Linked DNA regions of Homo sapiens: region 2 is linked to region 1. The links are chromatin contacts, found by Hi-C in ENCODE. All regions are on one chromosome and are shown on one strand. Each heading gives the region's core, a stretch centred on a gene start or an enhancer-like site at or near the end of the contact. The rest is flanking DNA. Distances are from core to core; before and after follow the strand shown. Region 1 overlaps NDUFAF2 (NADH:ubiquinone oxidoreductase complex assembly factor 2). Region 2 has its middle 160 kb from the start of KIF2A.

Region 1 (6,797 bases), core at 1,498-3,997:
CACCTCCTATACTACAAAAACAGTGTCCACATATAGTCAGGTTCATGCTGCCTCCCTTTTTTATTTCTGCCTCCTTTTCACAACCCATTTTACAACCACTTGGCATATACTTTCCACATCTTCCCCCTTTGCTTTGTGCTGCAGAACAACCTAACTATTCTGTGACAATAGCACCACTTATTGGCTGGCAAAGGTATTGGAAAAATCTGAAATCAGTATCTGCTTTCTTACCTTTAGAAAGATAATGCATAATTTGGGCTTTTTATTCTGCCTTTTTTATTTCAGCTCACTCACACCCACCTGAAAAAGTGTTTTTCTCATATACACATACAACTCCTTTTTTATCTTTCATATCTCCTTTCAAAAACCTGTAGAGTTACTTTACCACTTGATTTCACTGCTAATCAATGTTTGCTAATATGAAGCAATGAAGATGAATTGTGAATTAAAAGCAATTTGTGAATTATTCTGGAAACAGAACTACAATTTACAACACAATTTCTATTTTAAAATGTGTTGAATTTCAACAAGCTACATACATGGAATTTTTAGGATTCAACTGATTTGTAAGTTGGGAAACTTGCCATATTATTAAAACATATAAAAGTATAAAGTCTTCTGTAGTGGCATACATGGTAAATAAAGGAATAGAATGCTAAAACAAAGCAATACTATATATATTTTCCTCTTCTTAAGAGTTAATATACATCTCCTTGTCTTGTGAAATTTAAATCTTACACTACATATAATGAAACACTCAAATATTTGTTGATAACAATAAGGTCCATTCCTACTTTGCAGTGACCCCTTAAAGTTATACTAATGACACATGAGAGAACAGCTCTCATTATTTTAACTTTATCTCAGCGATGGAAACTAACAGGATTACATCTATAACTCTAACCACTCAATGAGCTCCAGTCATAAACTTTTGTTTAAAGCAATGCTCTCTACTTGTATGTCTTTATACTTCTGCTACACAGAGTTCTGTATCTTCCTGTAATACTGAGCTTAGCATCTAGTCCCTGAAATTGTCTGATCTTTATGAGTAAGGCCTATAAGTTCCTACCTGTGGGAATTTTGCATTGAAGCAGAGGAACATGTAAGATATCCCAAGTCAGTCTGTCAATATGAAGTCACTTTTGTTGCTGGTACCAATTAAGTAGCAAGGGGGTTTTGTTCCTTGGATTTTGCCCTGTATCTCAGTTCTAGAAATCGTTACTGAATGCTACTGAGATTTGGTCTAATGGTGACGTCAACTGCCCAGGTGTAGACCATTTTCCTCACTGTTAGCTACTCCTGTCTCACAAATCACCTGCCCAGGACTATTCTATTGGCTCCCTAGGACTTGGAAACCTATGGTCTGGCCTGCTTGATCAGTGTTTATGACACCCACCTCTCCCAGGCCTGAACTGCATTTCCTTTCAAATCTCTCAAATATTTTGATAGGACTATTACTTTACTCATTTCCTAATTCAAAAACTACAGTTGTTTTTACAATGTGAATATATTTAAAAATATTGAACTGTACACTTCAAACTGCTTAAGATGTTATATTTTTATTTTATTTTTGTTTTTTCTAGAGACATAGTCTCACTCTGTCACCCAGGAATGAGTACAGTGGTGTGATCATGACTCACTACAGCCTTGAACTCCTGGGCTCTAAAAATCCTCCCACCTCAGCCTCTGGAGTAGCTAGGACTACAGGCACATGCCAACGTGCCCAGCTAAGTTTTAAATTTTTTGTAGAGATGGGGTCTCGTGATGTTGCCCAGACTGGTCTTGATCCTGGCCTCAAGTGATCCTACCACCTCATATGTTTTATTTTTTACCAAAATTAAAATTTTTAATTGTTTTTTAAAGTTCAGTTGTTTTTTCTACTATTTCCCTCCCTGACAATGCAAACTTTCAACAAAATATATTTTATTTCAATATTTCCCTTTATATCCACACCAAGACCTTCATCCAGGTCCCTCTCATTTCATGTCTATATTAATTTTAAAAACCTAACCATATTGTATTCTGATGTCTATTCTTTATTGTTTCTTTAGGAAACTACTCCATTCCATATGATCCTACTTTGTCCATGGGGTTGTGTGGGACTATCACCCTTCTACTTAGAGGTAGGAATGTTAACCAAATTTGACCCATGGTATTCTATCCTTTTAGCCACAGAAACTATTTCAGGGATGGGTACATGACCCCTGCTGGGCCAATGAAGAGTCTTCCTAGAACTTTTGCTGGTGCTTCCAGGAAAAGATACTTTCTCAGCTTCTATGATCATAAGCTATAAAGACCATGTAAGACCTGTGATTGCTGGGCCATCTATTCTACTATGTGGAGAAAATCTATCTATGAATGAAACCAATTCAGAGTCATGTTATGGAGATGGTGCATATCCTGATGACATGGATCATTTGAATCTAGCTCAATTTCTGTTCAGTTATATTTTCTAAAATATTGTATTAATTGGGATTGGCTAAGCTGCAGTAACAAACAGACTCTAAAAAACTACGTAGTTTAAATAATTAGAAGTGTATTTGTTTCTTATGCAACAGTGCTGGGTGAATGTTCAGGTAGGCCATGCAGTTCTTTCCATGCAGTCATTCAAAGATCCAGGCTGATGGCTACTCAGTCATTTTCAACACATGACTTCTAAGGCTTCCCTGAACACTGCCATTTCATTTAGTCAGAAAGAAAAAGAGCACCCAGGAACACATAATGGAGATTTTTATGGCTCATGCCAATGAAGTGACTCACATCTGTTTCATTTACAATGCACTAGAGAAAACTTAGTCACATAGCACACTTAATTTCAAATGGAGCTGCTAAAGGTAGTTTGTGTATCCACGAAGAAGGAAAAAGTGATTTTGGTAGGAAGCTAGTGGTCTCTACCACAAATATGTTCCTGAATAAAGCCAAATCAACAAAAAGGTTGAATAACGAACACTATCATATTCGCCCCAGAAAAACTGGTTTTACTGAATTAAAAACCTGGTGAAATACCATTACCCATAATTCAGTGTTATTATAATACTCCAGAAAAAAACTTATCAAATTAATCAAAGTATGTTATCAAGAATACTTGTTCATTACATTAGTGTCTACTTATAAAAACCATAGAAAAAGTCACATCAGACATTAGTATTAAGGATAATAGAAAATAACAAATATGCCAGTCGCAGTGGTTCACGCCTATAATCCCAGCACTTTGGGAGGCCGAGGCGGGCGGATCACGAGGTCAGGAGATCGAGACCATCCTGGCTAACACGGTGAAACCCCATCTCTACTAAAAATACAAAAAATTAGCCGGGCATGGTGGCGGGCGCCTGTAGTTCCAGCTACTCGGGAGGCTGAGGCAAGAGAATGGCGAGAACCCGGGAGGCGGAGCTTGCAGTAAGCAGAGAACGCACCACTGCACTCCAGCCTGGGCGACAGAGCAAGACTCCGTCTCAAAAGAAAAAAAGAGAAAATAACAAATATAATTTTTCTCTTATAGGACCAGGAAAGATTAACAACACAGACCCAGTGTTATTAAGAGTGTAGGAAAATTAACAAGCTCTCATACTGTTTGGAATATAAATTGAGCAGTATGAGTTGTGCGACCAACTGTTTCCTTTTCTGGACTGACTACCAAGAAGCTTAGGGGTATGACCACAAGTGCTCTAGTGGGGTAATTATATAAGATTTTGTACTTTATTGCTTGATTTTTTTAAAATAAGTAACATATTGTTTTTCGAATGAAAGCAAAATAAAGCTACTTTATTTTTGGAAAAGAAAAAATAGTTATACTTCTCTAAGTAGTTGTTTGATTGACCTCAGAGCCATTGTGAGGTTCTGACTTAAAGGTTTCTCCTTTTTGAGTTGGTTGCTACAAAGGTCAGAATTGCATTTGAGTCCACTCTTAGAAAATGCATAGCTAATCAGAGTTTATATTAGTGCCTCATATCTGGTTCTACTTTTTCCCCACCCTGACTTTACATTCCTCCTTTCACTGCAATTTTATGCCTCTATCTTTGAGTCTTCAATCTTACATCCTTTCTGGAAGAAGGAAGAGAATGATCTTATAATAGTTTTATTGTACCACAATTCTAACACCATCCCTATACAAAACTCAATTCTACAATGCATTTTTTTTAATACAGCAAAAATCCAAACTCTTCACTTTAGTGTTTATACTAATGCCTAGGTCAAACACTGCTATATGTGGGAGAAAAAGAAAGAAGGCTCAAGTTGTTCACACTCTGGTTCAATGACCCTAATATTTTTCCCACTATGACTCATATCTGACAACCTAATGGCCTCACATTCCTGGAGGCATACCAAGATGTATGCTATATACAATTCTCAGCATGATAACAACTTTGTCTCTTTGGCTATTACTGATCTGGGACACACTGGTGGTCTCAGGGGTCAGATGGTTAGGAACACAGATTGACTGCAATAGAGAGCGATAAGTACAAGAAAGAAAATGCTGTGTGCTGTGATACCACACAGGAAAAATAAGGAACCCAGAATTGTGAAGTAAAGAGAAATGGGAAACTTTCTGTGAGAGGTATCTATCAAATAGCAGTTAGGTGGGCAAAAGAGGAGGCTAATGGAGATTAGAAGCATCATTCTAGAAAATTAAAATTAAGAGAACAATTGGATTTTACATGGGAAAGATTATGAGAATATTTTTGGACACTTGAATATATGCTACTCTGTACCATATGTCATCTTTTCTGCGTCACTGGAAAATCAGCTAATCCATATGATAGCATTTTTTAGATAAATGAAGCCAATTCCTTTGAAAAGCAAATATTCTCAGTCTGATTGTTTTAATGAAAAGAATTTAAAAATACTTTAGAGTTCTTTTTTTCCTGCCTTAGTGAACTAAACATCCTTTGTGTACTCACTTTCTCTTTGGATCACATGCTAATTATAAACACAACATAGTCCACTATGTTAAAATAGTGTCCTACTGTGACTTTTTGACTTTTAAATGATTCTTCCACCTTGCAATAATGAAGATATTTCTTATTGTCAATTAGTGTTACTGCTGACTACTGTCTGTCAGCCCTTTTCCAATCTTTTACATGTAGAAAATTAAGGAAATAAATTGGTAATGAAAGGAAAACTGAACTTGCTAAATCCTTCACCTTACCTACTACACCAAGTCAGTAGTTCTAGTCTGAGGACAGCTGTATTCTGTACAAGGTTCAAAGTGCATAAATTTTATGATTTTTTTTTTAAATACCACCTTCAAAGAGATCTTGCTGGATTTTGTTTTGGCCAGTTCCAAGCCATGCTTTCCTGATTTCTCAGGCTGCCATAATCCTTCCTTGAAGAGTATCATTTGCGCAACAATAGAGTAGAAAAGGGTCAGTCAGCACAGTATTCAAATTTAGACTTTGGCCATAATCTGTAAATGAGATTGTACATTTCATCATCATTTCCATCATAATTTTCTCTAGGTTAAAGTTGAATTTAAAATACACTACTCCACCTCACAACCAGTAAGATGGCTACTATCCTTTCTACAAAAACCCCAGAATAACAAAATAACAAGTGTTGTCGAGGTTGTAAAGAAACTGGAACCCTTGTGCACTGTTGGTGGGAATGTAAAATAATGTAGTAAGGCAAACATTATGGCAGTTCCTCAAAAAAAATATATATATAATAGTATTACCACTTTATCCAGCAATTCCATTTCTGGGTATATAACCAAAAGAATTGAAAGCAGAGTCTCGAAAAGATATTTGTATGTCCATGTGCATTGCAGCATTATTCACAATGGCCAAAATTGTGATAATTCTTCAACTTTCGGAGGGCCAAAAGATGGAAACAACCCAAGTGTCCCTCATCAGACTATACATGTCAGACTGTGTGTGTGTGTGTGTGTGTGTGTGTGTGTATAATTTAAATTGCATAATTTGTGTATATATAATTTTCATTGTGTATGTGTGTATTTATATATATGTATATAAATACACACATACACATACAATGAAATATTATTCAGCCTTAAAAAAGGAAAGAAATTCTGACACATGCTATAACATGGATGAACCTGAGGACATTATGCTAAGTGAAATGAGCCAGACACAAAAAAGACAAATACTATGTTTCTACTTACATGAGGTACTTAAAGTAGTTCAATTCATAAACACATAAAGCAGAATGGTGGGGGAGAAGAAGAATGAAGACTTGTTGTTTAACAGATACAGAGTTTTAGCTTTGCAAGATAAAAAGAGTTCTGGAGATTGGTTGAACAATAATGTGAATATATTTAATACCACTGAACTACAGCCTAAGAAATGATTAAGATAGTAAATTTTATGTTATGTGTATTTTACCACAACTAAATAAAAATTCACAAACTACAGATTTTGTAACCCTGTTCTGATAATTCTTCAAATTTCGGAGGGTAAAAATCCGTGTCTTATTCCTTATACGGCTTTTTTGGTCCTTTTTGAGATCCTAAATTATTTGGACTAAAAACTTTTACCTGTGATTTAAAAAGATATTTAATAAAGAAAACTCTTTGTACCAAGTAAGGCTGGGTTAATAAAAAATTACTACATACTCTAGGGACTTATTTATAACAGTTTTAATAAAAGGTTACATCAATATATTGACTCAAATAGTATATAATTACCAGCTGTTATCCACAAGGATATAATTGATCCTTAAAATTGCCAAACTAAAATTCTATATATATAAAAAGAACACAAAACTCTAATATAATATACTGAATTTTGGACATTATTATACATTGATTTTTAAAATATACCTTGGCCCCAACAGATGATGAA
Region 2 (7,142 bases), core at 3,248-5,747, 1.1 Mb before region 1:
TAGAAGTGGGCTGTGGGGATGGGGCCCATTGTGTTATATCGAGCTGGGGTGTGGTACTTCCTCCTTCCTTGCTTTAACAGAACAGCTCTGGCTTTAATTTGTTGTATATGATTTCATTTGGAGAAAAGGTCTGTTATGGATGAAATGTTTGTGTCCCTCCCAAATTTATATGTTGAAATCCTAACCTCCCATGTGATGATATTTTGAGGAAGGGCTTTGAGAGGTATAGAGGTCATGAGGATGGTGTCATCATGAATAGGATTAGTGCCCTATAAAAGGAACCCCCGAGAGCTCTCTAACTCTCTTTCTGCTACTTAAAGATACAATGAGAAGACAGCAATTTGCAAACTGAATGGGGGCTCTCACCAGAATCTGAGCATGCTGACAGCTTAATCTCAGATGTCCAGGCTCCAGAACTGTGAGAAATAAATTTCTGTTGTTTATAATCCACCCAGTCTATGCTATTTTGTTGTAGCAGCTGAACTAAGACAAGATCTTCATCTTAAAATGTTTAAAAACTTTAGGACAGGATAATATTAAGATTCCTTCTAATTGTAATTCTGTAATCTTTAAAATTGGCTTAGTACCTGTGTGGGCCTTTGCATACTCTATACTCTTTAAAATACATATTCTTAGCTATTATACACATTCCCTCCTTGACGTATTAAGTATGGAATGTATCATCACTCCCATTTCATATACCTTGAAGCATTATGTGACTTTCCAAAGTCACACACAATTAGATACAGCTAGAACTTAAACTCAGATCTTCTCACTCCAAACACCATCACTTTCCCACTACTACTTTGAGAACGAGCTAAGAGCTTTATCCTTATACGCCATAAGGAAATTAAGGAAAAGAGTAGTGATCTTAATATTTAAAACCTAATTAAAAAGTATAGTAAATTAGGAGTTTTTATTTCTCAAAAGCGAATTCTATAAGATTGCTTTTCTACTTATTTGTCATCCCTGTTTATCTTAAGAAGAGTTATATTTTTTGGATGTAAGGTCTAAAATGCCCATGACTATGAATCTAGTGATCTTGAATGGAAGGCCATCATTTTAGGATAAACACAAAATTCTATCGATAAGCATAGCCTAATTATAAGCACAAAATCGAAGGGAAAAGATCTCTTGAGCTTTGAACTTGCAAATTTACACTTAGGAACTGGCAAACATGTGGAATGCTGTTCACCTTTCATTTTTCTAGTCTTTATATCCCCTTTATAGGCAGTAACAAATTATGTTTTCCTCTATTCATTTCCATCATCTTTTATTTCATGAAAGATAAATTTTGTGGGTTGTCAAAGGATTTACCTTACTACACAAATTACAGCAAATTCTTCCACTTTGAACCTTTACCCCACGTGAATTGACTGGAAGAGGCTCCATGTCCTGTACTGTAGTCCTCCAATTTGAATTTCAGTCTTTTTGCTACAAAAAGATGGCTATCTTTGACCTAGAACCTCAGGTTGTACTGCTACCTGAATGTGGTTCTTAGGTGCTGCTTATGTATTTATTTTTGAATATAATATAATTGTACTTCAGCACCCCTAGTCATACTCAGCTGCAGGAATGGCTGTTGTTCCTTTATTTACTCTCTGTTGAGTAGCTAAGATGGCCTGTTGAAAACAGAACAGTCCCTGTCTCTTTCTGTATCTCTGTCTGTCCTTATCTTTCTGTATCTCTTTCTATGTCTCTCACCTCCTCAACAATTCCATTCCCCATCATGGATGCAAAGAATCTCAAAGAAGAAACCAGAAGCCAGCTCTGATTTGACATTTCTCTCGAACAGTTGGTAGATAGCATGGTGTGTGTCCCAGAGATGGACATATGTTTTCCCTTTCAAGGATTTGGGATAAGAAATAATCAAAGAAGACATTCCTTCATTAAGCTGAGAAAGCAGTAGCCTGAAGCCAAATATATCTTCTGATTTTATAGATGCACAAACCTGCAAAAGCTTAATGAAAAGGAACTTAAAAGGAGAAGATTATCAAATTGCTTTTAGGCTCCCTGCTTGATTACTTTTAGGTACTGAGTACATGTGCCAATTTGTGTGACTGATTTAATGGTTTCCTTTTATGACATTGTTAATCATAATAATTATAATAACTTACATTTGTGTAGTGAGTTCAGTTTTTAAAGCATTTTTATATCCATTACCTTATTATATCTTCACAACAAACTTGGGCAGACATGCTTGCCAGAAGAACAATCATTTTGCTGGGAAGGTCATCTTCTTTGAGGGTGCAATGTCAAGAAGGGATGCATGAGGAAGATTGAGGGAGGAAGGGGACACCAAGCCAGCAGGTCAGCTGAATTCCCAGGGGCTGGGCAGATGCCACCCTGCCCCTGCCCCTCCACATCCATTGGTGGGTGGTGGGGAGTACTCAGCCTTGACTTAATTTAGTAAAACATCACTTAAGCCCCACTGAATCACTCTGCTGAACAAAGGGTCATGCCCAACAAGCCAGTCCTGGATCTGCCACGTTTCTGACCCAGTGAACAACAGTGGGTGCTTCCTTATTTCACTCACTGAGAATATTCTCTGCATCATTTTTATTATTAATTGTAAGTGCTTCCTCAGCGAGTGTTCTAGCTCTGTCAGATTTTAGCTAAGAATTTACAGCTGAATTCCTCCAGAGTCCTGCAGGTAAGGCTGATGGTGATTGGTGCAATTCCATTGTTTTTCTTTCTTGCATCCAGGAGTAATATAACCCTGAATCTCTATGTGACCTGTAATTATTAGCCATGGAACACCAAAACTCTGCTTCATCCCCATGCCTCTGTAGGTACTGCAGTACAGTACATCCCCTCTTACAAAATAGCCCTATGACATACACAGGGCAACTACTGTTATTTCTTATTTGTAAATGAGAACACTATGGTAAGAGGTTATATAACTTGTTCACATAGCCAGTTTGGTGGAACCAGGAGCAATTGTCAGATCTTCTAGCTTCCAAATTAGTTATCTTTTCTACTATACATAAAATACGATTTGGTACCCTTTTCTCTCCCCCTACCTTTGAAAGTCTTCAGAAACAGAAAATGTTCTAAGAATTTTTTTTTCCAAAAAATTTCTCCTTATTTTGCCATTTCATAAAACCATTTCAGCTGTGCTTCAAGATCATTGAGAGTCAATGTGAGTGTGTGTGTTTATTATTGGACCTTCTTCCCAGTCCATAACACCTTCTCTGAGAACTGTCTCCCATGCATAGGGATGAATCCCCATTGCCATGCCATAGCACATGAGTTTACCTTATCATGGTGTATGAGTCTGTTCTCGCGCTGCTAATAAAGACATACCAGAGACTGGGTAATTTATAAAGGAAATAGGTTGAGTTGACTCACAGTTCCACATGAGGAGGCCTCACAATCATGATGGAAGGCAAGGAGGAGCAAAGTCACATCTTACATGGCAGCAGGCAAGAGAGCATGTGCAGGGCAACTCCCCTTTACAAAACCATCAGAGCTCATGAGATGTATTCACTCTCATGAGAACAGCACGGGAAAGACCCACTCCCATGATTCAGTTATCTCCCACTGGGTCCCTCCCACGACATGTGGGAATTACGGGAGCTACAATTCAAGGTGAGATTTGGGTGGGGACACAGCCAAATTATATCACATGGTTGCTTAGAAAACAGAGGAACCTAAATAGTGTGGAGCAAATGGTCTCTCTTGGAAATTTGGAATTGGAATGAATAGTTTATTCAGTTTTATGCCATATTTGAACTGAGGACAATTAAACTCTGGGGCTGTGGCCACCATGTTTGATCATATAAACATTAAGCAGATGCTAGAGTGAGGACACAAAAGTGGAACAGTGCAAGGAGAGAGTCGAGAAACCATGTGGCGCTGGAGGATGGGGGTGAGGCAGGCAGTAAGGGCTGGTTTCTTAACTGCTTTTTAGTTCCTGACTCCAGATACACAAGCAGCCCAGCCCCTGCATAATTCCTGTCCTTTGGTTCTATGAGGCACTTCAGGATTCTTTCTGATAAATTCCTGTTTTTGCTCAAGTTAAAGAGAGTTTCTGATACTTGTCACTCAAAGACCTTCAACTTGGGTGTTCTGGAAATGACTTTCTTGAATTATTCACTCCAAACATTCCCACCATGGGCTAGGTAGAGGAAATATCCTGTGCCAGCCATGACCACAGCTGTGCACGCCCTCAGCTGCACACATCCCTGGGTGAATGTGTCCCAAGCCTCCCCAAGTATACCCATCTCGAGGCTCCTCCCTAGCCAGCCGCAGACTGTATTCCTCAGCTGTGCCCCACCTCCCTTTTTCCCTCATCCTGAAGCTCCCCATGAAGAGGGCAGCCTCCAGCCTGATACTTGGATACTTTATCCTCCAGACACTCAGCAGTCATTACCTTGTGCTGCTGCATGCCTATTTCCTTTTTCTTTTGTAGTCACTGGGTTGCTCATTGTTTGCTAATGACTAGTTGGCAGGCGGAGAGAAGTGGCAGCCAGCCTGGCCTTCAGACTGGAAAGAAGCATGTTTTCTAGAGAGTGAAAACATTACTTGGTAAGAAGCATGTTCCAGCACTGAATATTTTTCTTTCAAAGTCCTGCTGGGCTCCTTCTGTCTCCAAATGCCTGCGCTTTCCTTTGTCACTTCCTTCCACCTCCTTCCCAGATGGAGACTGGCAGGGCCACCTTATTTGGGGATAGGGCTCCTCAAAGGCAGATGTAGGTTCCAGGGTAGACTCTAATATGATCTCGGGAAAGCAAAATAATTAGGGTGGTTACATTCATAAGAAAATAATAGGCTTGCATTTGGAAACCTTTGATACCCTTTCTGATTTTTCTAGAGAAAGCCAGTAATTAGCAAGGAATATAGGCTTTCTCTGACATCTACTCAAAAACAAATCTCCTAAGCCTTTAGAATGAACTTACCCTTGTCTTGGATTGAATGTTTGTTCCAGAGAGGGACGGGACTCTTGATACCGTTTCTTATCACCTTTCTGCTTAGCTGGGGAATGGTCCACTCACTTAATTCCTCCAGAGCTCCTAAAAGCTGGGCAGCTGGGACTGGCCCTCTGAGGCCAGACCTTGTCCTGTCCCGAGGGGGAATAATGTTGCAAACTTTGACAATAATGCCGATTATTCATTTATCACTCACTATATACCAAGCAGTCTTTAAAAACTTGGTCAAAATGCCGCTCAGGTCTGCATAGTTATCTAAATGCTTCTCAGCCAGAAGAGGGCGTTGCATTCCTGATTTTTTTTTTTTTTTCCTTTTAAACTAAATAGAAAGCTCTAGGAGAACAAATGACTTTTAGATCCACGCTGTTTTCTATGCATAAATAACAACGCGACAACAAAAAGTTCATCTGTTGAAGACAAGTATTCAAAAGGAATATTAGTAAATGCAAACCAGGCAGCTGGTATAGAACACGGCTCAGGGTACGAGGGTCCAGTGGCTTTTGGTGATCATATTTCTTATGCTGCTTGCACAGGTTCGAAATGAAGTGACAAAAAAAAAAAAAAAAAAAAAAATCCAGCAAGGGCCTCTTGCTAGCGAGGAGCAGTGGGTAATATATTTGTTTGTACTATGGGTTTGCAGTTCTACTAGAAGGAACACTTGACATTTTGATGAGTGCCTCCAGGGAGAAAAGGTAGTAACTTCAGAACTTAGTTTTAATTATACTAAGGAGATTACATTATTCAAAAGCATCCCACTGGTAAGGTGCAACATTTCCTGAAACAGTTTAGTGGAAAATGCCACATTAATCAGTTCAAAATTTCACTCAGAAGGCTTAATGATGGGAAAAGTTTAAAGTACCGTGGCACAATAATGCAGAAGGAAAGAAAAAAAAGAATGTTCACTTTGAGGAAAAGGCTGAAATAGTTGTGAGTCCCTCTTGCGTCTTTCCCCATTAAAAACTGGCTGGCTGTGCTAGCAACCAAGTAGGGATCAACATGCGGGACTCCACCATTCCTGAAATACAAGGACCCCGGAAGGGCAACCCACACAAGGTGAGAAAGGAAGTACATTATGTTCGGCCCAGCTGTTCTCATCTGCCCAGCAGTTTACTTCTGTGCTACTCTTAATTGGTCCAGGTTGGTAATGTATAGCTGCTCTTTCCCTCCTCATCCAGACAGACAGAAGAGGTTTGTAAATGTATAGTATTTGACACTAAAGGGAGATGGGCAAAATGCAAATCCTGAGCAGCCTGCCTTCTTCCCATTCTTTCCCCTAACTCATATTTTAATTACCATTTTCAGCCTGCAAAAAACTTGAACGAGAATCTGGCTTGAAAGTCAGAAAGGTTTGTACTTAACAGATAGGCTCTCACCTGAAAGGTGGCCAGCACACGTGGGCATATTGAAATGCTGAAAGACTGAGTGAGGATGGAGGTGGAAATTCAATCCAGATCTTAATGTTGGTAAATATACGAATCAGCCTTATGGCTAGCCAAAATACAGAAACAAACAACTGAAAAACAACGAATCAAAACCCATTGTCTTTGTGGGGCAGTAGTCCAGCAACTCTTTGCAAACAACTGTAGAGCCATAGCGGCCTCATGGCTGAAGCCAGTATGGAGCACTGGTTAGGGGACAGAAACCATCTCTGTGTGCATGTTTGTTACAATTTTTTTGATCCAAATGTCAGTTTAATTTCTCTTTAGGTCTCACCACAATGAAGCTGAAGTCCCTTGAATTAAAAATGAAAAATCGAGACGAAAATAGCATAGCTAAATTGTCTGGAATGTATGCCATGTGACATTTCCCTGCCTTGTTTTCTTTTCTCTGTTTCTTAGTAAATGTTCTAACAGACTTTTACTACATGTGTGCTATGGGCTCCCTCCTGCTTTTATGCGTCAGAATCACCTTTGTTTTTACCTTTAAAGCTCTCTGCTTCTTCCATGATACTTTTCTTCCTCCTGCAAGTCACCTTGTTTCTTTCCCTAAAGCAGGTCCCTGTGTAGCTTTACTCTCTGCATTTCTTTCTACGTACATCCTTCTAGGCAGCTTTCTCCGTTGAAGAAGTCTAACCTTCGTGCTCTCTGAAATGATAGCTTACTGTTCCGAATTCAGGAATTCTCAGCCTTTTTGTGGTAGGATTATCACATTCTTGCCCTATTCTTATTTTGCTTCTGAGATAATAGCAAAGTGATTTAATATATATTTATT

The links. A loop is a pair of places that touch in the nucleus more often than their neighbours do. Pooled maps may share reads with other maps.
Region 2: a map of endothelial cell of umbilical vein shows a loop between it and region 1 (12-fold over the local background). The contact joins two enhancer-like sites. A Hi-C loop is called at or near these places in 5 of 168 maps with a recorded cell type or tissue (A673, IMR-90, endothelial cell of umbilical vein and 2 more), 13 of 37 single-sample maps with no recorded cell type and 29 of 50 pooled maps.

What each region holds. Positions count from the first base shown.
Region 1 is chr5:61,048,986-61,055,782 of GRCh38, reverse strand. The region is part of intron 1 of NDUFAF2 (NADH:ubiquinone oxidoreductase complex assembly factor 2); the gene reads right to left. Among named protein-coding and RNA genes, the nearest start is that of NDUFAF2, 110 kb to the right of the region's middle. Within about 2 kb of position 2,747, at least 6 of the 41 ENCODE cell types and tissues checked have a DNase peak (open chromatin) inside an H3K27ac peak, as active enhancers do.
Region 2 is chr5:62,141,891-62,149,032 of GRCh38, reverse strand. It overlaps the pseudogene RN7SKP157. Among named protein-coding and RNA genes, the nearest start is that of KIF2A, 160 kb to the left of the region's middle. Within about 2 kb of position 4,497, at least 3 of the 41 ENCODE cell types and tissues checked have a DNase peak (open chromatin) inside an H3K27ac peak, as active enhancers do.